2 separate regions of the Homo sapiens genome follow, and region 1 is linked to region 2. Evidence: chromatin loops called from intact Hi-C (ENCODE). Cell type or tissue: heart left ventricle. All regions are shown on one strand. Links, peaks and the distances in the headings refer to the core of each region. The heading gives the core; the rest is flanking DNA. Region 1 holds the start of TLR10 (toll like receptor 10). Region 2 has its middle 190 kb from the start of LINC02513.

The links. Peaks named below come from ENCODE experiments on the same cell type or tissue, not always from the same donor. Only the 100,000 strongest peaks of a DNase experiment are listed, where the experiment ranks them.
Region 1: a loop joins it to region 2, with 8 times the contacts of the local background. A loop is called at or near these places in 25 of 110 quality-filtered maps.

Annotation. Positions count from the first base shown.
Region 1 is chr4:38,774,381-38,790,954 of GRCh38, reverse strand. It overlaps TLR10 (toll like receptor 10), which reads left to right and starts at 7,965. Exons shown (of 4, transcript NM_030956.4): 1 at 7,965-8,034; 2 at 14,529-14,845; 3 at 14,992-15,180; 4 at 15,303-16,574. The coding sequence starts at 15,365. It also overlaps a transcript of TLR1 not described here. RefSeq lists a cis regulatory region at 2,901 and enhancers at 2,817-2,986, 8,644-8,813, 8,876-9,085, 12,021-12,190. In heart left ventricle, for the core only: a CTCF peak has its summit at 7,890; no DNase peak of the experiment used is centred there.
Region 2 is chr4:38,170,112-38,186,685 of GRCh38, reverse strand. No RefSeq gene overlaps it. Among named protein-coding and RNA genes, the nearest start is that of LINC02513, 190 kb to the left of the region's middle. RefSeq lists enhancers at 6,593-6,652, 6,953-7,122, 8,853-9,122. In heart left ventricle, for the core only: a CTCF peak has its summit at 6,855 (motif pointing left); DNase peaks (open chromatin) are centred at 3,798, 6,865, 8,835, 9,595 and 1 weaker place; H3K27ac peaks cover 1,270 bases.

The DNA.
Region 1 (16,574 bases), core at 3,503-11,502, 600 kb before region 2:
AGCCAGGGGACAGAAGTGCCACCGGTAATTATATAGTCACAGGCAGACCTATGAGGATGTTCATCTTTCCTCTAAGACAACTTGAAGTTACAGACGTTTCTTAGAACTTAAAAAGTTTGATAGCCCCTTACCCAAAGAAATAGAAGCATTGGAAAATATGTTAAAGAAATTTCTATGAAATTAGAACAAAATGACTTATTTTGCAAGAGAAAAAATAAGTAAAAGCCTAACTCTGAGAAGTCCACATCCATCTAATAGGTGTTCCAGAATCAGAAAAAGAGATGAGGTGAAGACATTATCAAAAAAAATAATAATAATAAGACGGAGAAATCCCACTGAAGGACATGAATCTCCTAAAAGTACCCAGCAAAACGAACAGTTCAAAGACCCAAACCAAGGCACTTTCTCTTGAAATTTTAGACCATCAGGAACAACAATAGTAAAAGCTTCCAGAGAGAGAGAAAGAAAAAAGAAACCAGGTTACATACAAAGAATCAGAAATCAGAATAACCATGCATCTCTCAGTACAATGCTAGAAGCTAGAACTTACAGAACAATACCTTCAAAATTGTATAGAAAAATCATTTGCAACATATAACTTTATATCCAGCCAAACAGTCAATCAAATATGAGGCATGACATGTAAGTTCTCCCTCCAAATTAACCATCAATGCATTCTTTCGGGAAACTACTGGATGATGAATTCCACTATAACAGATAAAAACCAAGAAAGGAGATGCTGTGCATCCCAAGAAACGAGAGATCTAATACAGCAGAGAGGAGCAACAGCTTTCCAGGATAGCAACAACTCAAAGTCAGAGGATGTCAGCTCTGCAGAAATCCAATGCATGCTGGAGCAAAATGACAGACAGTAATTTGAGAGAGGTGATTGTTTATTTGATAGATTTCATTATATTACATTTTTTGACTTGAGAGCTATTTGGGAATGTGAGGAAAATTATCATAGAAGCATTGAAAACTAACAAAATAAAATACAAGGCAATTATTAACTACAAGAAAACCAAAAAGCATAATCATAGACTGTAATCATAGTGTATAATGTAGCTTTTAGTGAGGCCCAACATTACATAGATCATAATAATGTAAACACTGAACATCAATTTAACCAAAAGTAAGAGTTCATATATAAATCTCTGCCAAAATATTGCTCTTTTAAAAAGTAAACCATTGAGGCCTGATGCAGTGGCTCATGCCTGTATTCCCAGCACTTTGGGAGGCCGAGGCAGGTGGATCACCCGAGGTCAAGAGTTCAAGACCAACCTGGGTAACATGGTGAAACCCCGGCTCTACTAAAAATACAAAAATTAGCCGGGCATGGTTGTGCGTGCCTGTAATCTCAGCTACTTGGGAGGCTGAAACATGAGAATCACTTGAACCTGGAAGGCGATCACATCGTTGCACTCTAGCCTGAGCGGCAGAGCTAGACTCCAGCTCAACAAAAAAAAAAGAAAAGAAAAAGAAAAAAAAAGTAAACCATTGAGTTAGATAAATGCTTTCTTTTTAAATCAGATATAAATGATACCAGCTGCTGTAGTGTGCTGGTAAATGTTTAACAACAGATTCGCAGAAAAACAAAATGCTTTGACAAATTATTAACATTTTCTTCATTACTTTTGTAAGTCTAGAAAATTAACAAAACAATAACTAAAGTCCTAATTTATAGTGTTTGCCAATTTTATGGTGTAAATACTCCTACCATGGTTGATTTCAAGGTACCAACATGACATCGCTGAAGGTGGAGTTGGAAAGAAAAGTGCAGTATACCATTCATTGTAAAGTGTTTCCACCATAACAGATACAGTAGACAAAAATAACTCCCAGAACATAATGATGGTAAATATACAGTCAAATAATTAGGAAGTGATGAGTTCTGAGTATTTACTACTTTTGTTTTAAATATAGCTTTATTTATTTATTTATTTATTTTAGAGATAGAGTCTTGCTGTGCCACTTGTGCTGGAGTGCAGTGGCACAATCATAGCTCACTGTAACATCAAACTCCTCAGCTCCAGAGATCCTCTTGCCTCAGCCTCCCGAGTAGCTAGGAATATGGGCATGCCACTACACCTGGCTCATTTAAAAATTTTTTTGTAGAGACGGGGTCTTGCTATGTTGCCCAGGCTGGCCTTGAACTCCTGGCTTCAAAGGATCCTCCTGCCTTGGCCTCCCAAAGTACTGGGATTACACACGAGTCACTGCACTTGGCCCTAAATATAGTTTATTTAAATGCAGGTATATATGATTTCATTTTTAATAATGATTATTTTTAACAACTGGCTCACAAAATTCTTGAAAATTAAAAATTGGCTCTTATGAGCTGGTATAAGCTGGCTCTAGCAGAGCCCTGGACGTATTGAAATATATCTTAGTAAGCATGATTCAGTGTATAATTGTTCATATTCAGTGCAAGCAACAATGGCATGTGGCTTGGATGCAAACAAGGAAATCCAGGGGAATTCCTCAAGCTGACATGTCTTTTTGGATATTTGTTATATGATTAAGTCTTGGAATTCTGCCTAAGAGCAATGCTAAGCAACTAATTAATAAAGTTATAATAATACCTAGACCAGGATGAGAAATCCAGGCTTTCCTCTTTTTGTCTGTACTCTTTTCTCTTTACCGCTCCCTTGTTTAGCCTTGTATTTTATTTTCTCCCTTCCTTTTCTCTCCATTTCTCTCTTGTTCTTTGCCTTCCATCCTAATTTTCTCTATTTGTGTTTCCCTTGTTCTTTCTCTTTTTTGCTTTTCCCTTTTGATCCTCTCCTCCCAGTGCTTTTCTCTTCCATTTCTCTCTTTCCTCTTTAATTTTTCTTTCATATTTATTTGTCCTCCTTTTCTTCCCCATGTCACTTCTAATAGATACACATATTCCTTCTCTGCCCCTAAAGCCTTTGGGATAATTTCTGAGGACGTGGGTTCTAAGTGATGGCTCTTACAACAGGACCATTCCCAGAGTGAGCAGGGTCAGTTGAGAGGGGAAGTGGGAGCGGGAGTCAGGGGTAGCACATGGGAAAATGAGAGATGAGAAATGTCAATATTTGGTATCATTAGGGAAAGTTTCGTGGGTGCATTAGAGTTCAAGTTTGTTGGCTCATTGTAGGACTGTCATTTATTAACCTAAGGCTCTAGTCCTGTTTGTGTAATATGGTAGCCACTAGCCGTATGTGGCTATGGAATGCTTGAAAAGTGACAAACCTGAATTGAAATGTGCTGTAAGTGTAAAACACACACCAAATTTCAAAGACATTATATAAAAAAAGAATGTCAAATATCTTGCTAGTAATTTTTTATATTGAGTACTTGCGAAATAATATTTTAATGTGGTGAATTATATAAAATATATTATTAAAATTAATTTCACCTCTTTTTGTCTTTTTAATGTGGTTACCAAATCTCTCCAAAGTCTTTCAGGTTCCTAGCACGTATCTAGGATCATTTTATTTTATTCTTTTTCTTTTTTCTTTTTTTTTTTTTGAGACGGGCTTTGCTCATGTTGCCCAGGCTGGAGTGCAGTGGCGCGATCTTGGTTCACTGCAACCTCCGCCTCCCAGCTTCAAGCAATTCTGCTGCCTCAGCTTCCCAAGTAGCTGGGATTACAGGTGCATGCCACCATGCCTGGCTAATTTTTTGTATTTTCAGTAGAGACAGGGTTTCACCATGTTGGCCAGGCTGGTCTCAAACTCCTGACCTCAGGTGATCCACCCACCTCGGCCTCCCAAAGTGCTGGGATTACAGGCATGAGCCGCTGTGCCCGGCCAGGATCATTTTATTTGTTTGAACTAAAATGTTCTCCTTATACTCAAATGTAGTAAATGAATGACAAATGATTTAAATTTTCTAACCATGTGAGAATTTTATTACTTTTCATTTATTTTTCAGAAATAGGATTCAGAAAAAAAAAAAGTTGTTACTATTTTCACTTACTGATACCAGTAATTAAAGTAAAGGAGCTTTCCCCAGCTAACACGTGCTCCACACTAGACCCTGAACCACCCGCAGTGCTCTTAGGGAGAATGCAAGCCCAGGCCCTTTCTTCTACCCGTGAGCAGCTCTAGGTCATGTAACTTTCCTACCTGCCTGGATCAGGGACCAAGGCCCTCTTAAAGGCAAGAACTATAAAAATAGACTGGGTGCGGTGGCTCATACCTGTAATCCCAGCACTTTGGGAGGCCGAGGTGAGTGGGTCACCTGAGGTCAGGAGTTCAAGACCAGCCTGGCCAAGATGGCAAACCCCATCTCTACTAAAAATACAAAACTTAGTCGAGCATGGTGGCACATGCCTGTGATCCCAGCTATTTGGGAGGCTGAGGCAGGAGAATCACTTGAACCCAGGAGGAGGAGGTTGCAGTGAGCTGAGATCATGCCACTGCACTCCAGCCTGGGCAGCAGAGCAAGACTCTATCTCAAAATAATAATAAAAATAAAATAAGCTAGCCGCCTGTAAGGTGGTCATGAATCCTCTGCCCAATAGAGACGCTCCATCTTGCATAGTGAGGCAAAGATCTGATCAGATTTCCCTTCTTGGGGGAAGTATTCTCAGAGCGGGCCTCAGCCCTTGACTGTAAGCCATGAGCCTGGGAAAAGGCTGTAGGAAGACACATATAGAAGCAAAGGCAGCAATAAAGAGAAGTGGGGAATAGAAAGAGAAGCAGATTGAGGAAGAGTCAAAGAGAAGTCAAGTCATAGCTAAAGTGGAGAGCAGCCCAACCAGACAGCCTGACCACCACGGCTGCTCTGGGAGTCCCCAGAAGCCACTGCTCCAGGTCTCTAGAGGGCCTGGCTGTGCTGCTGTGTTTCCTTACAGCCTCTAGTGTCTTTAAAATAAACCTCCATCCCCTTGTGGTAACCCAAGGTTCTCTGTTCATTGCAACATATATGAAGGCAGAATCACAGCTGGCCCACGTCTGGTATCAGAGGAAGACATAGGAGGGAAATGTGTGTTTGTGTGTTTGTGTGTGTGCGTGCGTGTGTGTGCGCGTGCCTGCGTGCATGCATGTGTGTAGGGGCAGGGGGAAGTTTTTTAAAAAGGAATAAAAATATTACATCTTAAAGTTATCAGCACATATGGTTCTGAGCATACTATTCTTGGTTGCTAGTTGTGAATAAAGATTTAAACGTTTTAGAAATCTCAGGTGAAGGCAGAGAGAGTATTACATAACCTCTTGGGCATCTGGAGTCGTGAAAAAATTGTGGGCTTTGGAACCAGACTTACTTAGTTTTGAATCTTGGCTCCCTCCCCTATTGGATGATGACCTTGTGCAAGTTTTTTGTTCTCTCTCAACCAGTTTTTCCATCTGGCGAATGGGAATAAAGTATATGTTCTATGTAGTTTGTGGTGGTGATTAGCCAATATCTTGTGTGCAATACTATCTGCACTTAGGAAGTAAATGCAAGCTTAATGATGATGATTAGATGACACAAGCAACAACTCTACTTGGCTCAACTTGTTTTTGGTAAACAAATGTAAAAACACTTAAAGAAAACTTCTCCGTTTTCTGACAATAAAGTATTTAAACATGTTGGTCTCTGGGGAAAGGAAGAATATGTCTTTGGACAACAAAAACCCCAAGTGATTATTTTTCCTTGAGAGGGCAATATACAGTGTGAGTGTGCTGATCATAGTAATTTGAGAATTTCTGAAATGAAAAAGATTTTAGAGCTTAGTTCATCCAACAAGCTGGGAATCCCCTCTCCAACGTTCCTGACGGGTGTTCCTGTCTTCCTACGTTTGTGTAATATAGACATGTTTGTATATGTTTAGGTGAGGAGCAGAGCTGGTTTTGTTTTGCTGTTGTTTTTCTTTTTACAGTTATTTATATTTTGTGTGATTTCCCCCTACAATATATGTGGAAATACATGGACTACATTTTAAATTTAAAAACCCCAATATGATAGTTAAAAAATGTATTTTAAGAACCCACCCACTCCCCAATTTTATAAGACATAAATCTATTATAATCATTCATGTTTAAATTGATCATTCCTCCTGTAGACAAATCCATCTGGAAATTTTCTTCTTTACTCGTGATCTCCAGCAGTCACCTAAATCTTAAGTCAAGTATGAAAAAAACCTCAAAAATGTTGCTTTAAAAATTGATCCGTACTTTGCGATCTACATTTTAAAAAATACCATGCTTATTTTACCACTTCACTTCAAGAAAAGGCCTCTAGGTCAGAGGTCTCCAATCTTTTTGGCACCAGGACCAATTTCATGGAAGACAGTTTTTCCACAGACCGGGTTTGGAGATGGAGGAGAGATGGTTTCGGGATGATTCAAGCACATTACATTTATTGTGCACTTTATTTCTATTATTATGACATTGTAATATATAATGAAATAATTATACAACTCACCATAATGTAGAATCAGTGGAAGCCCTGAGCCTGTTTTCCTGCAACTAGATGGTCCCATCTGACATGATGGGAAGCAGTGACAGATCATCAGACATTAGATTCTCATAAGGAGCACGCAACCTAGATCCCTCCCATATGCAGCTCACAGTAGGGTCCAAGCTCCTATGAGAATCTAATGCTGCCACTGATATGACAGGGTGTGGAGCTCAGGTGGTAATGCAAGCGATGGGGAGCGACTGTAAATACAGATGAAGCTTCATTTGCTTACCCACCACTCACCTCCTGCTGTGTGGCTCGGTTCCTAACAGGCCATGAACTGGTACCTGTCTGTGGCCCAGGGGTTGGGGACCACTGCTCTAGATAACTCCTTTCCACCCTCTTCCTGCCTGATTGCTGAAATTATGGAGTCACCATTCCTACTCCTGCCCATCATCACATGACTGCCCCACCCAACTGATGAAAGGGATAACCGACCTGCACCTTGAAGAAAAGCATCATCAAAGAGCTCTAAGATGCTGTGGAAAACCAGTATGGTAGTTCTGCAAAAAATTAAACAGAATGGTCATACGATCCGTGAATTCCACTTCTAGGTATAGACTCAAAAGAATGTTAAGTACCAACTTAAATAGATATTTGTGCACCACGTTCACAGCAGCATTATTCACAAGAGCCAAAAGGTGAAAACTACCCAAATGTCCATTGATGGATGAATGAATGAACAAAATGTGGGACGTACATACAACAAAATAGTATTCAGCCTTAAAAAAGGAAGGAAAGATTCTATTATTCTATGTAATAATAATAGAAATGATATGGATGAACCTTAAAGACATTATGCTCAATGAAATAAGCCAGTCACAAAAAACCAAATATGGTATAACTCCACGGACATGAGGTACCTAGAGTAGTCAAATTCACACAGACAGAAAGTAGAATTATAGTTTCCAGGGTCTGAGGGAAGGGGAAAATGGGAAATTATTTTTTAATGGCATAGAATTTCAGTTTGGGATGACGAAAAATCTTTGGAGATGGGCAGTGGTGGTGGTTGCACAACAGTGTGAATGTACTTAATTAATGCCACTAAATTGTACATTTAAAAATGCTTAAGGTCAGGCGCGGTGGCTCACACCGTAATCCTAGCACTTTGGGAGGCCGAGACAGGCAGATCACTTGAGCTCAGGAGTTCAAGACCAGCCTGGGCAACTGGCGAAACCCCGTCTCTACAAAAAATACAAAAAACTTAGCCAGGCCAGTTGGTGAGCGCCTGTAGTCCCAGACATTTGCGGGACTGAGAAGCCCAGCCTCTTGCGGGCTTTAGCGCAAGAGGTCAAGGCTGCAGTGAGCAGTGATCACACCACTGCACTCCAGCCTGGGTGACAAAGTGAGACCCTACCTCAAAAAAAATAAAAATAAAAATAAAAATAGAAAGATGGTGAGCATGATAACTCCTATGTTATGTGTATTTGACCACAATTTAAAAAAGTGCTAAGATTATAATGAATATATATAACATGCAATACCAGTAGCATGCAGAAGAGGGCGGATGGGGTTTAAGCTTTACAGAAAACCTCGATTCAATTCCCTCCTGCAGCCAATTCTGACCGTGTCAACGAATCATCCACGCACCTGCAGCTCTGCTGAGAGAGTGCAAGCCGTGGGGTAAGAACCTTAGCTTTGTTTGTTGTAACTCTCATTAAAAAGATATAAGGGCTGCATGGGTATTTTCTAAAAAGGAGATAATTTGAGCTAATATTGAGGGGAGGGAAGTAGGGTTATTTAGATTTTTAGTATTTACTATTTTGTCTAGATTAATGATTAGTGACCTTGGGGCTATTGATCTGAGGAATTTCTTGCAGATGCTTGAGAGCGTGGGTTTCTTTTCACTGATTGCGGATCAAACCTGGTCAGCTCTTCTATTCAGATTGAACGGTCCTATGCACTGTGGCAAGTTTTTTCTAGCTCTTATTTCCCCACAGCGTATGTTAACCTCTGCTGGATGAAACCTTTGGCTATTTAAGGCATATTTGTTGCTCCTTTACCCCGTTGAAAAGTTCTGCATTTGTGTTACCTGTTTAAAAGTAGGGGCAGATCTGATGGATCTTGTACAATGCAGTTCTTATTCCGTTTCCTTCAGAAGTGGACAAAGAGGGCCATATGTGGTTGCTGTAAAGAAGAGGATGGTTAACAACCTGTGAGCATTTGGTTTCTTGATAAGCTTTCTCCCAGACCACCTACACTGAGCTATTAATTAGGAATAGGATGCACTTCGAGTTTTATTTCAATTCTTGTGAACTTATAACTTTCCTAAGAATATATTTATACATGTAGGCAAAGTCTCTTGAACTTTGTGGCACCTAGCAGAGTGTCCCACAGCAGCTGCATGAAGCTTCATAGACAGGGGCATGGGGTGAGAAAGGAGGAAGTGGCCGCCATGGCAGCTGGTCAGATCAATGGATTCAACCTCAGTGATTCGGTCCTTAGGATGTCGTTACATCTTAAGCCACCTCATTTCAAGGTTTGAGGTGCCTTGCATTTGGGTTTAGTTACCATCCAGAAGGAACCAGACAGGTCTGGGTTCAAATCTCTGCTTCTTCAGTTGGTCATCTTGGGCAAGTTACTTTACCTCTGGGCTTTAGCTCCTCCATCTGTAAAATATGAATAATAATGGCCGCCATTTTGTTGAGTCATTGAGGGATTAAACAAGGTAATGGACATAAAACACTTAGCTCCATGTCAGACACGTAGGAAATACTGAAAAGAAGTCATTCTTACTCTTATGTTGCAAAGATCATTCAACATTCAATAGGTTCTTAATCTCTTTTCTATTTCTTTATATCATTGGGAAAAGATAAATTAGATGATTAAATATTCTTTGGTAAAACACTAGTTGTCATTTGATGATGTCTTTTGACTTGGACTTTTAAATTATAAGATATTAAAGATGTATTAAGGAAGGTCATTCTCTGTTTTTTACCTGCTTTTAACGTAGTAGTAGGGATATGATATTAACATATATATACTATTTATAGACTACATCACCAACATGGTGAAACCCCATCTCTACTAAAAATACAAAAATTAGCCGGGTGTGATGGCAGGTGCCTGTAATCCCAGCTACTCAGGAGGCTGCGGCAGGAGAATCGCTTGAACCTGGGAGGTGGAGCTTGCAGTGAGCTGAGATCATACCACTTTACTCCAGCCTGGGCAACAGAGCGAGACTCCATCTCAAAAAAAAAAAAAAGTGTATGTCCTACTTTTAAAATTGCTTTAATGAGGCCAAGCACAGTGGCTCACACCTCTAATCACACCCATTTGGGAGGCTGAGGTGGGAAGATTGCTGGAGGCCAGGAGTTTAAGAGCAGCCTTGGCAACATAGTGAGACCCTGTCTCTATGTAAAAGTTGTTTTTATAAAATGTCATAATGCATAAGTATTGCCTGAGAGATAGGACCTTTACTATTGTTATATTAAGAGAAGTTCAAAAAGAGTTCCTCTCCCATTGTAGTCCCAGATAAGACTGTGGTATTGGGCAGGGGGAAGAAGTGGGTAAGAGATAGAAACTCTGACTTCTCAGCGCAGAGTTCCAGCTAAAGCAACTGGGTTAGATTCTGCTGCATTCTTAAGGGGCCATGGCTCTAAGACCTAGAAGCTTAAAGTCAATTGCTACAAATTAAGCACTCTATGAGAGGATAACATTAAAAGCACCTTTGTCAACCTAATGATTATAACTGCCAGGGTCCTATCAAGCCATAATAGAGCCTGAGGCAAAAGAAACAATCAGCAATACTGATCCTGTCTTTATGAAAAATTTCGATATTTTGTTCAACATAGATTTTTGCATTAATTTTCATTTTTAAAAATATTTCATGTAAACATTATCTTGATTACTGAGTTCCTTGGGACCCCCTTAACATTTATGCCTTCCTTGCTTCACCCGAGTCTTGACCTGATAACTGCCACCATTTATTAAGTGTGATATGCTAGGCATGGTACTAAGTGACTTACATACATTGTCTTATGCCTCTTCACAAGCTCCATTTTACAGATGACAAAACCAGATCTTTCAGAGATTAAATAAATGGTCCGAGTACATAGCTAATGAGTGGATGAATGGTTAACATTGGATTTGAACACAGATCCATCAATCACTAAAACCAAACTTATTCTTTTTTTTTTTGAAACTGAGTCTTGCTCTGTTGCCCAGGCTGGAGTGCAGTGGTGGCATCTCAGCTCACTGCAACCTCCACCTTTTGGGTTCAAGTGATTATCCTGCCTCAGCCTCCCGAGTAGCTGGGACTACAGGCACATGCCACCACGCTCAGCTAATTTTTTGTATTTTTTTAGTAGAGACAGGGTTTCACCATGTTAGCCAGGATGGTCTTGATCTCCTTACTTTGTGATCCACCTGCCTCAGCCTCCCAAAGTGCTGGGATTACAGGCCTGAGCCACCGCGCCAGGCCTACCAAACTCATTCTTCAACCATCATGCCCTGCACTGTATCAGGAATTCACAACATAAATTCATTCATTCAACACATATTTATGAGAGCATATTATGCATCACGTTGTACTAAGGATTAAAACGTTGAAATTCATACATACAAGGATTCATTCATTCATATGTGCATTCAACAAGCAGTAATGAGCAGGCACCATGTGTCAAGCACTATGCTACATGCTGAGGATACAGAAGTGAACAAGACAGACAGCTACCACGGGAATGAACAGAGAAGGGACAGGTGACAAGCAAATGAATGAAAGTTTATTTACTAAGAGGTCATTCAGAAGAGATCATGAATTCATGGAAAATTATTTTCTGCATCTAGTGGCATGGAAATTAAGATATTCTGAATTTTAATGTATAGTTTTAAGAAAACTGAAAGAAAATATAAAGTTTATCATTATACATTGGATACTATGAACACAATAATTTGAGTAGTAATTACACTTCCAGGCCACAGTTGTAAACTGATTTTCTATTAGAAATATTTAAAAGTAGATGTAGAAAACTTACTCTTAAATATATAACAGTTCAAAAATCCAGCAGGAACTAAGTTAATTAAATAGAATATTCACCTGTTTTTTCTGATAATTATCCTGTGTTATATTTACATATTAATGCAGTATAATATTTTAGTATACATTACACTCTAGGGAGTCACTGAAATGTCAGCAAAGAAAAATACGGCCGGAGGCATCTTAAGTCATTTGACCACGTTTTTAAAAGTTGGTGTTTTGAGAAATCATCTAAATGTGGTGACCTTACCAAAATGATTGCTTTTTCTCCAAGATATTTGAGAACACTTACCAGAAACAATAGTTTATGAAATATAAAAATTATATGATCAATGTGGATAATTAATATTTTTACAAAGGAATTCTCCAAGTTTACATTGTAAGGGAGTTCACACAAAGAAACTATGATCATATGTGTTCCCAAGATAAGAGATAAGATGCTCTCTCTCCTTTACTAGTATCAGCAGCTAATGGAAAACTTGGGAGTGGCCCTCTCACTCCCTACTCTCCATAGGTTTTCTGGAATTTCTTCACTTCAAGAAAAAAACCAGACTTGGGAAGGTTCTAGAGAAAGAGAAATACAGATGAGAGAGAGGTAACATTCTAAGTGGCCTTATGTTTTGATTCTGCCCCACCTTTGTTACCCTGCCATGTTTGTGTGCATTCCTGTGGATGGGCGTGCCCACTGCCTCCCTCACCTCCCATCCAGGCTTTCAGAATGATGGGAACATGACACGCACAGAGAATTCTCTCTAACCCATCCTCTTTCTGTTGAGCATATCTTTTGCTCCCTCTGCTTGTCTATGGGAGTGACCTGTCTGAGGGAGGTTGAGGGTCAATGTGTAACAGATACATACAAATGGAAGCAGAAAAACTCCCCCACTAACTTATCACCTGCTCTTGGTGCCTTCAGAGAGCCTGGTGTGGGGACACGTAGAGTTAAATTGTTTACTAATTTGAAATTAGAATCTAACCACTTCTCTCCACTTCCATTGATACATTCTCTCTGGCACAAGTTACGCTATAGTGTCCCAAGGAGTCTTCCCTGCCAGCCTTGTGGCTCCCAGTCATTTCCACCCAACAAACAGAGGAATCTTTTTATTTGTTTGTTTGTTTATTTATTTATTTATTTATTTTATACTGTAAGTTCTGGGGTACATGTGCGGAACGTGCATGTTTGTTACATAGGTATACACATGCCATGGTGGTTTGCTGCACCCATCAGCCCATCATCTACATTAGGTATTTCTCCTAATGCTATTCCTCCCCTAGCCCCCCACCCCCTGACAGGCCCCGGTGTGTGTCAATGTGTTCTCATTGTTCAACTCCCAGTTATGAGTGAGAACATGTGGTGTTTGGTTTTCTGTTCTTGTATTAGTTTGCTGAGAATGATGGTTTCCAGATTCATCCATGTCCCTGCAAAGGACATGAACACATTCTTTTTTATGGCTGCATAGTATTCCATGGTGTATATGTGCCATATTTTCTTTATCCAGTCTATCATTGATGGGCATTTGGGTTGGTTCCAAGTCTTTGCTGTTGTGAATAGTGCTGCAATAAACACGTGTGTGCATGTATCTTTATAGTAGAATGATTTATAATCCTTTGGATAGATACCCAGTAATGGCATTGCAGGATCAAATAGTATTTCTAGTTCTAGATCCTTGAGGAATCGCCACATTGTCTTCCACAATTGTTGAGCTAATTTACACCCCCACCAACAGTGTAAAAGCGTTCCTATTTCTCTACACCCTCTCCAGCACCTGTTGTCTCCTGACTTTTTAATGATCACCATTCTAACAGGCATGAGATGGTATCTCATTGTGGTTTTGATTTGCATTTCTCTAATGACCAGTGATCATGAGCTTTTTTTCATATGTTTGTTGGCTGCATAAATGTCTTCTTTTGAGAAGTGCCTGTTCATATCCTTCACCCACTTTTTGATGGGGTTGTTTTTTTCTTGTAAATTTTTTAATGTTCTTTATAGATTCTGGGTATTAGCCCTTTGTCAGATGGACAGATTGCAAAAATTTTCTCCCATTCTATAGGTTGCCTCAAACAGAGGAATCTTTAAAATGTATGTCAGAACCTGTCATTCCTGGACTCTAAATCTTCTGCTGGTTTCTTATTTCAGTCAGAGGAAAATTGCCAAGTTCTTATAAGATCCGACCTCTTCTCTGATTCCGTCCCCTAACTCCACTCCAGGTCTTCCTCACATTTTCCAAGCACATCAGGATCTTTAAATTTGTACTTGCTGTTCTCTCTCTCTCCAAAATACTCTTTCCCCAGACAACAAGTGTCTTGCTTCTTTGGCCCCTTTAGATTTCTGCATGAAGATCACTATCAGGGAGGCCATTTTTGATCATTCTATAAAAAAGAAAATCACTCCCCAGTCTCTCTCTGTTTCCCTTATCTTAGTTATTTTTCCTTCAAGACAATATCACTGCCTGATATTGGTCCCCACCCAAATCTCATCTTGAACTGTAGCTCCCATAATTCCCACATGTTGTGGGAGGGACCTGGTGGGAAGTAATTGAATCATGGGGGCGGGTCTTTCCCATGCTGTTCTCATGATAGTGAATAAGTCTCATGAGATCTGGTGGTTTTATAAAGAGGAGGTTCCCTGCACATGCTCTCTTGCCTGCTGCCACATAAGACATGACTTTGCTCCTCATTCGCCTTCCACCATGATTGTGAGGCCTCCCCAGGCATGTGGAATTGTGAGTCATAACATATAAACGTATTGTTTTGTTTGCAGTCTCTCTTTTCTTAACTTCTTTCTAGAATATAAGCTATGTAGAAACAGAAATCTCTTCTGTTCACTGCTACTTCCCCAGTGCCTAGAAAAGTTTCTGGCAGAATAGGTACTTAATAAATATCTTGAATAATGAATATCGTAAAATCTTAGTACTCCAACTACCTCTGTTCTACGTCTAATCCAACCACGTGAAGCCTGGCACATCTCCCAAAGTCCTCAGAATTCTATATCCTTCAATTTCCTCATCTATCAAATGGGAGTAGTAGTACTTCCCTCACAGAGTATGGTGATAAATAAATGAGATAATATACATGAAGCAATTAGTATGTATCTTGGCACATTGAAATCTAACCTGAAAGCTTTGATTCTATGCCATAACAGAATTCAGCAGCTGAATATCAAGACCTTTGAATTCAACAAGAAGTTAAGACATTTATAGTTGTCTAACAACAGACTGAAGATTGTGGCTTGGTATTCACTGGCAGGTTTCAGACATTTAGATCTTTCTTTTAATGACTAACACCATGCCTATCTGTGGAGAAGCTGGCAACATGTCACACCTGGAAATTGTTTTTCAACATTAATACTATTATTTGGCAGTAATCCAGATTGCTTTTGCCACCAACCTGAAGACATATAGAGGCAGAAGGACAGGAATAATTCTATTTGTTTCCTGTTTTGAAACTTCCATCTGTAAGGTAAGTGTTGAAAGTCAGATATTGGCTCCAGGGACTTTCTATATCCACAAATACAAAAATTGAGGGGTAACTCCTTGATATCAAGTCAAAGGCTCACAATGTCTGGTAATAAAACAAATTACTTTCAATTTTCTTGAAATCTTCAGGCTATCAAAAGGAGATGTGAGAGAGGGTATTGAGTCTGGCCTGACAATGCAGTTCTTAAACCAAAGGTCCATTATGCTTCTCCTCTCTGAGAATCCTGACTTACCTCAACAACGGAGACATGGCACAGTAGCCAGCTTGGAGACTTCTCAGCCAATGCTCTGAGATCAAGTCGAAGACCCAATATACAGGTTGGAACCTTACTCCAACCTCTTGATGAATGTAGTCAGATGTTGGCATTTTTTTTGCAAATAAAAATCCTACAGGATTTAACAAACCAAATAAAAATCTAATATTATATACTTTTTTTTAGGGTTTTGAGCTCATCTTCATCATTCATATGAGGAAATAAGTGGTAAAATCCTTGGAAATACAATGAGACTCATCAGAAACATTTACATATTTTGTAGTATTGTTATGACAGCAGAGGGTGATGCTCCAGAGCTGCCAGAAGAAAGGGAACTGATGACCAACTGCTCCAACATGTCTCTAAGAAAGGTTCCCGCAGACTTGACCCCAGCCACAACGACACTGGATTTATCCTATAACCTCCTTTTTCAACTCCAGAGTTCAGATTTTCATTCTGTCTCCAAACTGAGAGTTTTGATTCTATGCCATAACAGAATTCAACAGCTGGATCTCAAAACCTTTGAATTCAACAAGGAGTTAAGATATTTAGATTTGTCTAATAACAGACTGAAGAGTGTAACTTGGTATTTACTGGCAGGTCTCAGGTATTTAGATCTTTCTTTTAATGACTTTGACACCATGCCTATCTGTGAGGAAGCTGGCAACATGTCACACCTGGAAATCCTAGGTTTGAGTGGGGCAAAAATACAAAAATCAGATTTCCAGAAAATTGCTCATCTGCATCTAAATACTGTCTTCTTAGGATTCAGAACTCTTCCTCATTATGAAGAAGGTAGCCTGCCCATCTTAAACACAACAAAACTGCACATTGTTTTACCAATGGACACAAATTTCTGGGTTCTTTTGCGTGATGGAATCAAGACTTCAAAAATATTAGAAATGACAAATATAGATGGCAAAAGCCAATTTGTAAGTTATGAAATGCAACGAAATCTTAGTTTAGAAAATGCTAAGACATCGGTTCTATTGCTTAATAAAGTTGATTTACTCTGGGACGACCTTTTCCTTATCTTACAATTTGTTTGGCATACATCAGTGGAACACTTTCAGATCCGAAATGTGACTTTTGGTGGTAAGGCTTATCTTGACCACAATTCATTTGACTACTCAAATACTGTAATGAGAACTATAAAATTGGAGCATGTACATTTCAGAGTGTTTTACATTCAACAGGATAAAATCTATTTGCTTTTGACCAAAATGGACATAGAAAACCTGACAATATCAAATGCACAAATGCCACACATGCTTTTCCCGAATTATCCTACGAAATTCCAATATTTAAATTTTGCCAATAATATCTTAACAGACGAGTTGTTTAAAAGAACTATCCAACTGCCTCACTTGAAAACTCTCATTTTGAATGGCAATAAACTGGAGACACTTTCTTTAGTAAGTTGCTTTGCTAACAACACACCCTTGGAACACTTGGATC
Region 2 (16,574 bases), core at 3,215-11,214:
ACCTAACACAAAACCTATTTTATAATAATGTGTTGAATATCTCACGTGATTTATTGAATACTGAACCGAATGCATGTCACTTCCATACAATCATAAAGCAGAAATATTGTAAGTGGAACCGTCATTAGGTGGGGGACTGTCTGTAATTCGTTTCAAGATGGGATCATACTGGAGTAGGGTGGCTTCTAATCCAATACGAATGGTGGTGTTCTTATAAAAAGGAAGAAATATGCACATGCAGACATGCACACAGGGAGAATGCCAGGTGAACATGAAGGCAGAGATCAGGGTGATGTGTCTACAAGCCAAGGACTGCCAAAGATGGCAGCAAATCATCGGAAGCTAGGAAAAAGGCCCCGAACAGGTCCTTCCTTCACCACTCTCAGAAGGAACCAACCCCTCTGCTACCTTGGTCTCTGACCTCCTGGCCTCCAGAATGGAGACAGTACATTTCTGTTGTTAAGTCACCCAGTTTGCTGTACTTCGTTTCATCAGCGCTAGCAAACTAATGCAGTGAGGCCCCTCAAAGGCGCCCAATGGAAGTTCAATACACAAAGATTAAAAATGAGTTTTAAAAATAAATGAACAGAAAGTTTCCAGGTGGCAAAAGAATTGGAAAGCATTGGAAATTATTTTCTTGAGTTGCTCTTTTTTAATGCACTTAACACTGCTGCAGGAAGCATCATCCGTCTCCCCAGTGAACATCCTCAATCTGCTGATTGCTAGTGAGAAAATAACTGGTTCGATTTATGTTAAGTTCCTTGAATCCTTTCACTCCTTTGCTCATTTCAACCTGTCAGGCCAAGGAGAGATAATTGCATTAAATCACCTGGCAATTTAAATGTTCCTCTTTGTAGTGTCAAAGGAGTCTTTCTCTTTAATCAATGAAAAACCTGAGGTCTCCCTGGCGAATAGTAAAGCCTTACAATTAAGAGCCCACAGGGAGCTGGATTGAACAGGAGAGATTCTGGGTGCAAAGAGAAGCTTCTCATGGATCCTAATCAGGCTCCCTGCTGGAGGAACCCAGAGATGCCCCATGGGTACCGGACAACAGTGGCCTGTGTGTCTCCCACTGGACACTAAGTCCCTTGAGGGGGAGGACTCTGCCCCTCCCATCTTACCACAGGGCCCTGTTTTCATGATTGTTTAACTGAATCCTCCTCCCTAACCCCCTCTTGGACCCAGAGATTGTGCTTCCTTGCCTGATTACTGTATAAGAGGCGGAAACAAACATCTTAATCAGACATTCATGGCACACAAGCCAGTTAAAAAGGGTCACACAAACCAGTTAAAAAGATGACAAATAGAAATTTAGTTAAGGTCGGTAAAAGGAAATGGGGTTTGAACCTAGAAATAAATTTTTCTTTTTTCTTTCTTTCTCTTTTATTTTCATTTTTATATTTTTGAGATGGGGTATTGCTGTCGCCGAGGCTGGAGTGCAGTAGTGTGATCATAGCTCACTGTAACTTTGACCACTCGGGCTCAAGTGTTCCTCCTGCCTCAGCCTCCCAAATAGCTGGGACCACAGGACACACCACCAAAACTGCCTAATTTTTTTATTTTTATTTTTTGTGGAGACAGGTCTCACTATGTTGTCCAGGCAGGTCTTGAATTCCTGGCCTCAAGTGACACTCCCACCTCGGCCTCCCAAACTGCTGAGATTACAAACATGAGCCACCATGCTCAGACTAAATTTTTCTTTTTGAGAATGTAAATAGAGTTGAGAAATTCTTTGGCTCTTTTGACCTATGGAAATAATTTTCTGATTGAAGAGCCTGAGACTCACCCATCTTCTTGTGTAATACTTTAGTGGATCTAGAGAGCTTTAGGTAAGTCCCTTTTAAAATAAATGCCAAAAAAAAAAAATTAGTATTTTCCATCCTGGCAGTTCTTTTCAAGTCCGCTCCTACTCCAAGGACTTTTCAGTGGATGGATTTGGAGGGGAAAAAACATACTGCAACCTGAAATTGATTGATCGGTCCCAGGCCAGTTGCATTTTCTAGCTGTCTGGCGGGCTTCCTGCCAAATCAACCGCTTGTCCACTAGTTCCCTAAAAATGCCTTTGTTCAAAAAGTTGCAAACACCTAGTGCCATTTTAAGGTGAGCCCTAGCTCCCCTACTGGCTGCATGAATCTCTGCTGTTGAGAGGAAATTTGACATCATTCTTCCATTCTGAAGTCCCGGATTTGAATCCCAGCTTCTTCCGTTATGCAGGTTATTTGGCTAAGACTTGGTTTCCTCATCTCTAAATGGGGATAATAGAAGCGATGTCGGTGTTTTCACAACCTCTTGCGAGGATTAAATGGGAGAGTGAATGCAAATATCCTGATCTATATAGCAGGTGCTCAATAAAAGAGCATCCACCCCAATTGTCTGACCTGCAGCTCAGCTGAGGCTATGAACCTCTTCCCTCGTCCATATGAAAAGTCCAGACGGGGATAGAATCTGTGTCTTCAATTCCCTCTGCCCTGACCCCTTTGTAGTCGCTCTGAGCTTAGGCTCCTGTGCTATAATTTCTGATCGGGGCGCCAGTGCTGACAGTGGATTAAAAGGTCAGAAGACTGGCCCTTTTCATCTCAAGGAATCAAATAAATGAGAATCCGCATGCTGGATTTTAATTCTAACCAGTAAACATCTGTTGATCAAAGACCCATGTCAGTCCTATGCTGGAGACCGAGAATAATGAAATGAGTAAGATTTGGCCCCTTCCTCCCAGCCTGTCTACATCTGGATGTGCAGTCATTCTACTGAAGATAGTTCTAGATACAAGAACTAACTCAGCAATTTCCCGGTACTAATTTAACTGAAATTCACAAGTGTTGTTCAAATACAAGTTTGGGACTTTGAGGGGATGTATTTATTGGCTCCAAAGAAAGCCCATGGTAAATATCTTTCCACACATCCATTTTCCAAGGAAATCATAATGATTCTGTGTCCGGAATTGGTGGGTTCTTGGTCTCACTAACTTCAAGAATGAAGCCGTGGACCCTCGCGGTGAGTGTTAACAGTTCTTAAAGGTGGTGCGTCTGGAGTTTGTTCCTTCTGATGTTCGAACGTGTTCAGAGTTTCTTCCTTCTGGTGGATTCATGGTCTCGCTGGCTTCAGGAGTGAAGCTGCAGACCTTCCCCGTGAGTGTTACAGCTCTTAAGGCGGCCTGGAGTTGTTCGTTCCTCCTGGTGGGTTCGTGGTTTCACAGGCCTCAGGAGTGAAGCTGCCAACTTTCGCAGTGAGTGCTACATCTCATAAAAGCAGTGGAGACCCAAGAGTGAGCAGCAGCAAGATTTATGAAAAGACTGAAAAAACAAACCTCCCACACTGCTGAAGTGGACCCCAACGCGTTGCTGCTGCGCCCAGGGCGCCTGCTTTTATTCCCTTATCTGGCCCCACCCACATCCTGCTGATTGGTCCATTTTACAGAGAGCCGATTGGTCTGTTTTACAGAGAGCTGACTGGTCCGTTTTGACAGGGTGCTGCTGGGTGCGTTTACAATCCCTGAGCTAGACACAAAAGTTCTCCAAGTCCCCACTAGATTAGCTAGACACAGAGCACTGACTGGTGCATTTACAAACCTTGAGCTAGACACAGAGTGCTGACTGGTGTATTTACAATCCTTTAGCTAGACATAAAGGTCCTCCAAGTCCCCACTATACTCAGGAGCCCAGCTGGCTTCACCTAGTGCATCCCGAACCAGGCGGCAGGTGGAGCTGCCCGCCAGTCCCGCAGCGCCAGCCTGCACTCCTCAGCCCTTGGGAGGTCGATGGGATCGAGCGCCGCAGAGCAGGGGGCGGAGCTCATTGGGGAGGCTCAGGCCGCGCAGGACCCCACGGCGGGGGATGGGGGGAGGCTCAGGCATGGCGGGCTGCAGGTCCCCGAGCCCTGCCCCACGGAAAGGCAGCTGAGGCCCAGCGAGAATTCGAGCACCAGCACGGGCTGGTCTGCACTGCTGGGGGACCCGGCGCACCCTCCACAGCTGCTGGCCCTGGTGCTAAGCCCCTCACTGCCCGGGACGGGCTGCTGAGTGCGGGGCCCTCCGAGCCCATGCCCACCGGGAACTCATGCTGGCCCGTGAACACGGCGTGCAGCCCTGGTTCCCGCCCGCGCCTCTCCCTCCACACCTCCCCACAAGCAGAGGGAGCCGGCTCTGGCCTGTGCCGGCCCAGAGAGGGGCTCCCACAGTGTAGCAGCGGGCTGAAGGGCTCAACGGCGGCCAGAGTGGGCACCAAGGCCGAGGAGGTGCTTAGAGCGAGCAAGGGCTGCCAGCATGTTGTCACCTCTCAATTCTATATGTTATTATATTATTTTGGGTCATTTTAATTTTAATAAAAATATTTACGTATGAAGGAAAAACACATTATTGTTTCTTGACTTTTCTTTTTTCTTTTTCTTTTTTTTTTTTTTTTTTTGAGACAGAGTCTTGCTCTGTCACCCAGGCTGGAATACAGTGGCGCAATCTCAGCTCACTGTAAGCTCCGTCTCCTGGGTTCAAGCCATTCTCCTGCCTCAGCCTCCTGAGTAGCTGGGATTACAAGCGTGTGCCACCATGCCTGGCTAATTTTTTTGCATTTTAGTAGAGACGGAGTTTCACCATGTTGGTCAGGCTGGTTTTGAATTCCTGACTTGATGATCCGCCCACCTCGGCCTCCCAAAGTGCGGGGATTACAGGCGTGAGCGACTGCACCCGGCCTGTTTCTTGCCTCTTAATCCATAAACTTCATTGACCTTAATTTGTAACAATATAAACTAGAAGTGACTTTTTTTAGTTACTAAATAAAGCCAACTATATTTTCATTGAAATAATTTGACAAAATCGTTTTTAAGTCCTGGAGAAGAAACTGTTCTCTAATTGACTAATTAAAACCCACTTAAACTAATAAAGTAGATCCTCTATGGACCTTCTGTACTAGAGAAAACTTTATTAGTCCGAGTTGAGCTACAGGATAAACTTAGAGGTAATAAACTGCATTGGGGGAAAGAAATCAAACATGCTATAAGTGGGAACTTCCACTTATCTACGCTGATCCCTCAACTGATGCCAGGAACTGTATTCACGAAGAAGACTCTAAACTTTTGAACTGTAGCTATCTTCTCCAGTTGAGAAAACCAGATTTCCTCCCTGGATGGCTAGTGATGTTTTTCACTGGGGAAGATAGCATTTGCCTTCTGCTCCTTCTTGCAGCCAAGGTCAAACTGATCTTGTCTGATGCATCCTCTCTTGTCCAACTGCATCCCATTGAAAACTGAGACCATTTTGGCCAGCTAGCTTTTCCTAGGCCAGCAAAGGGAGCTCAGTGCAGAACAGAGAATGACACTGTCAGACCATCCTCCCAAATGAGCTCTCCCTGGGGAATCCCGGAAGTGCAGTGGACACAAGAATGGACCATAATCTTGGTCCTAGTGCCCACAAGTAAGAACATGCTACTTAGAGAGTCACATATATGAGCTATGTGTGTATGGATCTGCAAAGGTGCAGCCATGAATATCTCCCTATATTTTCAAGAAAGAAGCCTCAATTGAGGCCAAAAAAGATTTTCTTAGACCCTAGAGGTCTCTATGGAACATTGCTTTAATTAGATTGGAATGGTTTGTACTTAAGCTGTCAAATGGATAGATGATAGGCCAATGATAAATTGATTGATTGATTTAGAAGTCAGACAGATCTAAGTTTATACCAATTCCTGGCTGAAGGAGAGCTGCTAAGGTACTAAGTTTCCTTAAATCTTAGTTTGTCTGTAAAATGGGTTTGCTTACTTCTCCAGGTGGTTTTGAGACATGAAGGAACCTGTGTCTGTAAAGTGCTTATTAAAGTGACTGACATAAAGTAAGCCTCAACAAACAGGAACTATTATCAACTCATTGTTATTGAAGGATAGTTAATTTGGGGCATCTTTGTGAGTTCAGGAGTTCAGAACAGTAAGGAGACAGACTGGACTCATGGAAAGGTTCCAATACACATCCTTGTAAATTGATACTTTCCACAACAATGCATAGTTTAAGTGGGATCAGTCACCTGGTGGTCAGATGTGTACAAGTCACAGAGGGTGAGACAGTTCTGCTCAGGAGCCCGGGAACCCAGCCTGATTTCCTGTTTCAAAAATCACACCTGTGAAACTCTATCCAGGTGGGAAACTCTTCTGGTCCAGTCTCCTCGAGCCATGGTTCATTATCAAGTTATTTCTCTGGGTCACCCTGAGGTCATCTCCTTAATTAATGCAACAGCCAAGGGAGGCCAGGCCCAGGAATTTAGCTGGACAGGCTTTGCCTAAAAGTCCATAATAACACCTCATCTTTGTTGAACACTTACTATGTGCCAGGCACCGTGCAAACAGCCTTATGTGCATTCGTTTATTTAATCCTCTAATGGCCGTCTGGAGGAGCAGCTACAATCATCCCCATTTAAAGATGCAGAATCTCAGGCTTGTCAAAGCCCAGTCATTCATCCAAGATCACAGCTAGGAAGTGGTGGAACCAACATTCCAGGTCTTTCTGACTCAAGTGCCTGAGCTGTTACCAGGATATACTTCACAGAAAATCATTAATCCCACATTTCTCTCCCATGTCACATGTGTTTATATTGCATCTGAGAACAAAAGGCGGTTTAAAATTCTCCCTTTTCTCACCTGCTGAAGAGCAGCACAGCCTGTGGCCGGCCACTAATCAGGCCCTACCTTGCTCCAAGTTTTCCAGAACACTCCTCAAATACTCTTTATATCCCATCATTGTTTACCCCAATTCCTGCTCAGGATTTTTTTCAGCCTTTCCAAAAAGAAGCACAATTTAACAATTAGTTTAAATCACTCTTAGCTAAGAATCCTCTTTTCAGGGGCACGTGGTTGGAGCAAGAGTGCCACCTGGTGGAAAATTTGGGTCACTGCCAACACACATTTCTTGGGCAAAGGTGGTTAGGCTGGACCTGAGCAGGGCTCCCACTGCCTGGAAAATTTCCTGGAGAGCTACAAGAACTAACTCAGCAATGCCCAGGTACCAGTTTTACTGCAATTCACAAGTGTTGTTCAAATACAAGTTTGGGACTTTGAGGGGATGCATTTCTTGGCTCCAAAGAAAGCCCAGAATGGGGATTAGGATTAAGTGAGGCAGAGTCTCGCAAGTACAGGAGTGCATCCTGTCTTTACTTAAAATTTTAATGCTTTATTTATTATGATTTTTTTTTGCATTTTGATTTTTTTTAACTGCATTAAAATATTATTTTTCTTGATTACTGAGTTTTGGGTACCCGCTCGCATTTCGTACCCACGACAAAGGTCTCACTTGCCTCCCCCTAGTACTAGCCCTGCCAAAGCCCTCTGAAAAAGGATTTCGCTTCCTTTCAAAGCTCTGGCAATAAGAAATTGACCCCTGGCTCCTGTCAATTTCCCACACATCTGTCTCCACTCTTCCCCATCTGAGAATGGTCTTGGTCCACTTCTGTCATCACCGCACCCCTTCCTGCTCTAGTTGATACACCAACCCCAGTCGAAAGAAAGTACACAAACCAGCATATACACTCGAGTATAACAAGTGAATAAATGGCAAAAAAAAAAAAAAAAATGTGCCAAACAAACCTCATCGCAGGTTACTGCTCCTTTGGCAGGCAACTAACAAACCAAGCTATAAAGCTGCTTCTGCTTTTCCCAGATCCAGGACCACCAAGCCACAGGAAATCAGGGCAAAGGGCACTTGTCAACACTCTGCCCTCACCCAAACTTGGCCATAGCCCACGAAAGGTCAGCCTAGTAACATTTCTTCCTCAACAATGTCCAAACTTAATGCCAACATCAGGCCAGGTCGCCATAAAGCTCTATATCTGGGCTGGGTTATTCCAGTCCCCTGGTTCACAGCCTAAGCCTGGTGGAAGGTCTTTACCTGTAATGCATGAGTGGGCATTGGGGGTTGCGAACATGGTTCTGGAAACCTCTGAAATTTTACGCAAATTATGTGCTTATTATTTTCCTCCCATTTTCGAAGGAGGCTTTGACTCTATAAAGGGTAAGAATCACAACAGTCTTAATAAAGTCTTCAGCCTTTATCAAAGGTCTATGCGAGAAATAGCAACAAGAAATACCTTCCTCTGCGTAGCCTGGTAAAAACAAGCATCAGTGGCCTGCTCTGTAGTATATAAACAGTGTTGGGCCATCCCAATGCAAAGACCCAAGCGTTTCTTAGTGTAAAGAAAAAGGGAGACTTTTTCTCTCTTGATAAACTGGAATCTCACCTGGATATAGAACAGGATAATCCAATATAGAACAGGATAATCCATGTTTCCTTCTCTGCCTTTTGCTGCCTCCTTAAACTCTTTTTCAGCCTTACCATGGCTCTCAGGTAAAGTTCTTTTCTGCAAGCTCTAGACTTTCCTCTGAAATATGCTTTCACCATCTGGGCATCCTTACTCTTCCTGCAAGACCTGGCCCTCGTGTCAGCCTTCTCAACACTACCAGGCAGGGCTGAACACAGTACACACACTTCTGTTATTAAGCAGATTGTTTTTCTGGAATGATCTGCATATGTATCTATCTTCCTCACAAGACTGTGAGCCCAGGAGCACAGGAAATCCAGTCTTATTGGTTTTGGTACCCTCAGTACCTAGCACAGAGTCAGTGTGTAAAAACAAAGTTTCAGTGAGAGGATAAATCAATCCATGAATGAATGAACAAATACCTACAAAATGTGTTTTCCTAAAACATTCTTTGACTTTTTCAACAATGTGTGAGCCTCAGTAATAACGATTGACGGACAGAGCAGACAGACTCCCCCACCACCCCCAATGCCTTCATTTCCCAGATAAGGAAAGTGAGGTTGCAACAGACACCAGCGGCACCGAGCCCAGCAGCTCCCCTCAAGAGCCACACCCAGGCCAGCTGCCAGCCATGCCGCAGCTGTGTTCTGAGAACATGTAGCACCCCCACGTCACTTGGCAGGTATTGCCACAGGCGTGCCACGTCGCCTTGCTTTTCCTTTTCCCTCCTTTTGCTGCTCCCTGGTTTAGGGTCCCCGTCACCTGTGCTCAGAGCACACAGTAGGGAGACAAGTGATTGGGGGGATTCACAGGAGAGAAAGTATGGTGGCTGGGAGATCCTCACTGTATCCCTAGCAAGGTCTGGAAACCTCAATCTTCATGATCCTTTGTCATTAACCATACTAAGGGTCCCCATTACTATGGGAACTTGGTTAATTCCCATTAACCAAGTAATGGGAAACCTGTTGACTCTTTCAACTTATTTCAACATCAGGATACAGAGAGCTGAAGTTCATGCCCAGAAATGCATCACCCATGAACCTAAACAGCTAGTTTTACTCTGCCTCCTCTCACTTGAATTAGTCTGATAAAAACCTCAGGGCGGCTGCTCCAAGCTCTGCTTGTCCCAAACCCATTTCAGAAACTGGAACGTGAGCTGGGCAGAGGGAAGGACTAACCCCCTGCTATTGTTCCGGCTTTGGAGAAAAGACCTACAAGGAAACTCTCAGCCCAATGCAGCTGTGGTGGTTGCTGAATCGTCAGACTTGCCACAAGCAAGATAAAAACTTTAAACAACAAAGGACTTTTCCGTGTTCTGCTGCACGCGGTTTCTTGTTCTGTTTTGGTTTCTCCTGGTGGTGTGGCCTGGCCTGCAGGGTTTCCTGACACTCTGCCCACCGCAGTCAGGAAGGTGCAGAAGCAACGGAACCCCTCACACTGCTTCTCAGTGGCTCTCCTTAACAGGCAAAGGAAACAATTTTTTTAATACAGGTAAATCCAGAAAGGACCTAAGGCTTTGATTCATTGGGGTTTGGTTTTGTTTTTATTTTTATTTTTATTTATTTATTTATTTATTTTATTTTATTTTGAGACAGAGTCTTGCTCTGTCGCCCAGGCTGGTGTGCAGTGGCGCGATCTCGGCTCACTGTGAGCTCCGCCTCCCGGGTTCACACCATTCTCCTGCCTCAGCCTCCCGAGTAGCTGGGACTGCAGGCACCGGCCACCATGCCCGGCTAATTTTTTGTACTTATTTTAGTAGAGACGGGGTTTCACCGTGTTAGCCAGGATGGTCTCGATCTCCTGACCTCGTGATCTGCCCGCCTCGGCCTCCCAAAGTGCTGGGATTACAGGGGTGAGCCACCACGCCCGGCCTATTTTTATTTATTTTAGAGACAGGGTCTTACTCTGTCATCCAGGCTAGGGTGCAGGAACACCGTTGTAGCTCACTGTAGCCTCCAACTCCTGACCTCAAGGGATCCTCCCGCCTTGGCCTTCCAAAGAGCTGAGATTACAGGAGCGAGCCACGGCACCCAGCCTGATTCGTTGTTTGTGAGCAGCAATTTGACCTTCTCTTGTCCACGCCTCAGAATTTAGGTCTCTCCTCTGAGGAACACAAAAACCCACATAGGAAGAGAGAGGAATATTTCAAATTTAGAGCTGAGAAAAGGGAAGTCCCTTTACTCTTCATCCTCAAATGTTTACCCAGTTCATGTGTCTCCCCTCTTCCAGATATCTAGTAGAAATGGGCCACTTGGCCCTGATCACGTGGTTTTCTGTTCTATGTATCTCTTTTCTGTCACCCCAGATTTTAGATATTTCTGTTTCCTTTTGTACCTATTAAGTACAAAATAGATACTGATTAATTGATAATAGCCACCGAAGTCTAAAGCCAAATTAGAGCCATTTTTATTATATAAAAATATAAAGCATTTATAGGCCGAGCGTGGTGGCTCATGCCTATAATCCCAGCACTTCAGGAGGCTAAGGCGGATCATTTGAGCCCAGCCTCGGCAACAAGGTGAAATCCTATGTCTACAAAAAAAGACAAAAAATTATCCAGGCATCATAGTGCACACTTGTAGTTCCAGCTACTCAGGAGGCTGAGGTGGGAGGATCAGCTGAGCCCCGGAGGTCAAGGCAGCAGTGAGCCATGGTTATGCCACTGCACTCTAGCCTGGGCAACAGAATAAGACCCTATCTCAAAAAACTAAAAAAATTATAAAACATTACTACAAGCCAGACCCTTTATTTTACATTTAATCCTCACCCCAATCCTATAAGGAAAGTGTTTTTATTCTGTTTTACACATGGAAAAACCTGAGGCTTGGAGGGGTTAGTGTTTTTTCTGGTAGAGCTACAGATACTAACCAGGCCAAAGTCTCATTCCTAAAATCCTACCATTGCCTCCTAAACCAGCCCAGCTCTTCTCACTCTTATCTACCTTGGATGGGCATCAGGCTAATCCTTCCTTCATCTCCTCCATTTAACCAGCTCTGGACTGGGAACATGGCACAGTGAGATATTTCTCAACATGAGAGTGACGGCTGGCACTCCCTACCATCTTGTCTGTAGCTGAATCCCTGATCAACTCTACTTCTCGCTGTAAAAAACAGACCAGACCTCAGAATCCTTCTCAACACAGCACTCCAGGCAGCCACTAGCAATCAATCAGCATTGCCTTTGATGACATAGCCAGTGACTAATAGAATTTAATTTCCATTTCTTTCCCATCCTTCCTGCCTGATTTCCCCAGTGTTTCTGGGGCAGATGGATGGATGGATGGATGGATGGATGGATGGATGGAAAGGAAAAGGAGTGCTCCTCATACAGGAGAATCCTTCTTGGCACCACTCCTAATTTTGCTGACTTCACTCAATGCCAGAGCTTCCTTACAAAACTTGCTCTTCACATGAGGCATCTGTGGCGTTTGTTATAGGAACTGGTGAGACTCACAGGTCATTCTGAGGCCATATGGACCCTCTACATCAGCACTTTGCTTCTCCCTCAGTCTCATTTCCTCCCATCCAACATATGCCTGAGCTTAAAAACATCCATTCACCCCGTACTTCCTTCTTCTTTTTAAAGCTCAAGCTGACAAGAGAAATTTCTTTCTCCCACTCACTTTTTTTTTTTTCCTATAAAGGGTAAAAAAGATTTACAGCTCTGCTGTGGGGTACGCAGGGAGGAAGAGTGATTAAAAACTCTTTGGTGTCTTTGGGGCCATAAGTCCCTTAACCTGAGCCATTAGGTACTTAGAGCTTCGGAATCAGCCCGTAATTTAGCTTTGGTCAGGAAAGCATGTTTTCCAAGCCCCCTTAAGTCCCAACGTCAGTTGAAAAACTATCTAGTTTTGATGCTATCTGGATATTCTTTCCCTCAGCAAAACACTGCTTGGTGGTTGAGAGGAAGGAAATGTTAAAAATTTATATTCAGGAGAGTTTAAAGAGGAATAAAATAGCTCTTATGAAGCGACATTTTGGTGACTTGAGTACGAGGAAATCAAAAGCATATGGATTGTATGCTGTTAAAACATACTTTTGTTTCCTCCAAATGGAAAAAAATACTAGGGAAAAATATATTTTACAAAATGGCATACATTGGAAGATAGCTGGAGATTTTTTTAAAAATCCAAAATGTGACAAGGATGGCCTAGCCCTAGTTATTAATATCTTGGAACCAGCTGGAGAGTAAAATTAGGTTGTAAAATGGTTGTACCATTTGTTACTCCAAGCTGGAAATGACACATTTCTCATGTATTTCTAAAGGAGAAAAAATTCCATATTGAGGTACATGAGATGAGGTTTTGTTTCATTGTCTCTGTTTTGACATTAGTCATAATAATTCCTTTCACTGAACTCACACCTGGGCAAGGTCAAAGTGTACAGATGAGACCAGGTCCTGGAGTCAGACTCTTACTGGTTTTGCTTCTAATAGTGATGGGATCTTGGGCAAGCTCATTCACCTCTCCGTACCATAGTTTCCTCATCTGGAAAGTAAGAATAATCATCATCATCGTAGCTGCTCTATGGAAACATCCAGGTGAAGCCCCTGTAATAAATGCCTGGCACACAGGAAGTTCTCCGTAAATGTTTGCTGGGATGATCTGTCATCCTGCCAGGAATGCCCTGCCACTTGGTATCTCCATGCTCAGCCACTGTCTTCAAAAACGGACCAACATTTAGCTACACTGACCAAAAAAAGAGAAGACACAAATAACTAAGCTCAGAAAATGAAAGTGAGGACATTACTACCGACCTTACAGAAAGAAAAAGAATTACAAAAGACTGTTATTAAAAACAATTGTACACCAACATATTAGATAGCCTAGATGTAATAGCAGTTTCTAGAACCACACAAATTACCTCAATTAACTCAAGAAGGAATCAAAAATCACAATAGACCTGTAACAAATATAAATATTGAAATAGTAATCAAAAGCCTCCCAATGAAGAAAAGTCCAGGACCAGATGGCTTTACTGGTGAAATCTACTAAACATTTAAAGAATCCTTGTCAAACTCTTCCAAAAAATAGCAGAGGTGAAAACACTTCCTAAATCACTCTATGAGGCCAACATTACCTTGTTAACAAAATCAGTCACTTCTTTTAGGACTCTGACCATTAAATATAACATCACCTTTCCTCTTATTCTCTCACCCTGATTTATTTTGCCTCCCAGCACTTAGCACCACCTGATATATTATATACTTATTTGCTTATTTATGTATTCCCTGTCTTCTCCCACTAGAATAAAAGCATCATCGGAGCAGGGAATTTGTTGGGGGTTTTTTTTTGCACTGTTAAATTATCAGTGCCTAGGAAAGTGCCTATCACATAATAGGTGCTCAATAAAAATTTATCGAATGAATGAGCAAATAGTCTAATCATTCTTTCACTAAGAGGTGGTAGAGTGAAAACAGAAGAGGACCTAGGTATTGAAGAGCTCCAAGAAATAGCTGGCTAGAAGACCAATGCAACTTCAAAGGCAGATAACCAAGAAAGTGTTGTATTGGAAGACAAATGAAAAGCAGGGAATGATCAACAGTGCCAATTAGTGCTGAGAAATGAAGTACAGGGAGAATGGAAGTGTCCACTGGATTGAGCTACATGAAGATCATTGGCCACCTTAGTGGGAGTTATCTGGGAAGAAGCCAGGTTGTGCTGCTAATGGGCTGAATGAGCACAGGCAATACATTCAGACAACATTTTAAAGGAGTCTCTCTATAAAAAAGAAGGTGCAGAGGCCGGACACGGTGGCTCACGCCTGTAATCCCAGCACTTTGGGAGGCCGAAGCTGGTGGATCACAAGGTCAGGAGATCGAGACCATCCTGACTAACATGGTGAAATCCTGTCTCTACTAAAAATACAAAAAAAAAAAATTAGCTGGGAATGGTGGCGTGCACCTGTAGTCCCAACAAGTTGGGAGGCTGAGGCAGGAGAATGGCATGAACCCGGGAGGCAGAGCTTGCAGTGAGCTGAGATCGTGCCACTGCACTCCAGCCTGCGCAACAGATAGGGAAATTGCTGGCAAGGATGAGAGACAAGTGAGGATATTGCTTTTAAGTGGGAACAACTTGTGTAAGCCTAAAAGCCTATGGAAAAAAATGCAGCCGAGAAGAAAAGACGTTGAATATGCAAGAGAAGGCAAGGTTCCCAGAGTGGGTGGAGGGTACCCAAACCACAAGACTGGCTTCAGCAAGGGGGAGCAACCTCTCCTACACCGTCAGAGGACATACGAGGAACACAAGACTTATGACACTGATCTGACTTGCCCACCAGCCTCAACTGGGTCCCAGTCTCCCAAAACCCAGTCAGGCACCCTTTTTCACTATGCAGTCTTTTCTCTGGATCAGCTGAGAATGTCAAGGGACAGTGAGGAGGCAATAGGGATAGAAACCAGAGACCATGAGTGGAAAATACCCACAACAGACTTTGCCATTTAAGCCAAAGGTACTTCACAACCACTCACCACTCTGGGTGTTCCCTTCTCTGTGGTGTGAGAGCCCATTGGCATAATAAGCTCCCTGCAGTCCTCACTCCCCCCACCCAGGAGAGGGGACAGACTTAGATGATTGCTGATGGGCATGCATAGCCTAGCCCCTTGCCATCCCTTTGTCTGCAGATATCTTCCACTTTCTCTAGTGTCAGCTTTATCAGTAGAAAAGGTGAAATTTTGGTCTCCATCTGCCTTTCTCCCTTGCCTTTTTTTTTCTTTTTTTTTTTTTTTTTTTTTTTTTAAGGAGGCTGGAGTGCAGTGGTGCAGTCTTGGCTCACTGCAACCTCCGCCTCCCTTGTTCAAGTGATTCTCCTGCCTCTGCCTCCTGAGTAGCTGGGATTACAGGGGCTCACCACCACGCCCGGCTAATTTTTGTATTTTAGTAGAGATGGGTTTCACCATGTTGGTCAGGCTGGTCTCGAACTCCTGACCTTGTGATCCACCCACCTCAGCCTCCCAAAGTGCTGGGATTACAGGCATGAGCCACCGAGACTGGCCTTTTTTTTTTTTTAAGTAGGTTCAGAAAGAGATGAGGAAGAAGGGAGACAATTGCTCCAATGGGAATTATACTATCAAAGGTGGCATATGAAACTTGATTCTCAAATTGTTCTTTTTGAAGTACAAAGACAAAAAAAACATAAAGCACAGTATGAATATTTCGGATGTAATTTGTAATGAAAGTACATTCTTCCTAGAGAACAATCACAGTGTAGAATGAGCCCCTGGTTCCCTTTATAGATGCGTAAAATGCAAAGGATCTGCTTTCAAAATTCACTTGAACCAAAGTGCAAAATTCGAGTTGATAGTTTCTTCAGCTCTTTCCAGGATTCCACTGTTTTCTATCTGGAAATAGCCATTGCCACATCCACAGTTTCAAACTCGAGAAAATGACCCAGAATCCTCACAATATGTGAAGAGACAGCACAGCAACAACCACTCTGCAAAGGGAGTGAGAAACCTGCCAGCATACATTCTTTGTTGATGAGAAAAATGCATCAGCAATTGTAAAAGCAGGTGTTGGCACCATATTTAGCCATGGATCCAGCCTTCAACTCGCTTCCCTCCAACTTTTTCAGTGTCAGATTTTTTATCCTAATAATCATTTTAGGATCAGAACCAGTGACTATCACCTTCTCCAATTACTTCAATCTCCATATTTCAAATTGAATCATATTGGCCTTGACAGTGCAACTTCTCTCTCCTGCTCCCAAGTTACTATTTGGAAATTTACCAAATAATCTTTAAGCCTGTTGGTGAGGACAAAGACTATCTGTGAAATCTCTCTAACAATTTAGCTTACATGCTTTCTTATGAAACTAAGGGATAGGACTATTCCAAGTATTTGCAGGACATCAGAATCTCTGGAGGGTTAGAAGTCCAGGGTTGGAAAGCGGGCAGGGCCTGAGAGTGCTGGTGAAGAAGAGGCTGAAGTTAGCATTGCCAAACTCAGAGCAGATGCATATGATCCACATGCTACACCAGCCCTGCAGTGAATGGCCTCCAACCAATCCGCATTCTTGCAGCAGTTGTTCAAAGTTTCCAGAAAGAGCATCTGGCCCCTTTGGTTTCTAAGAGGCAAGCGCTCTCCTCTCCCACCCCTAGAAAACAACCCACAGCGTAAAACTCCCTAAAGGGAAGATGAGGGGCTTTAGAATAGTGGATTGCATGCTGGGGGGCAAAGCTGGGCAAATGCCCACTATAACTGGGCTCGGTGGGGAAGTGATTAGCATCAATTTGATGGCTTATGTCATCCATGACTGTTTATTGCATGGTGATCCTGAAAGCGCCCGTTCATTCAAAGTTCATTCAACACATATTGATGGAGCCCTTCTGGGGTAAGTGGTAGGGA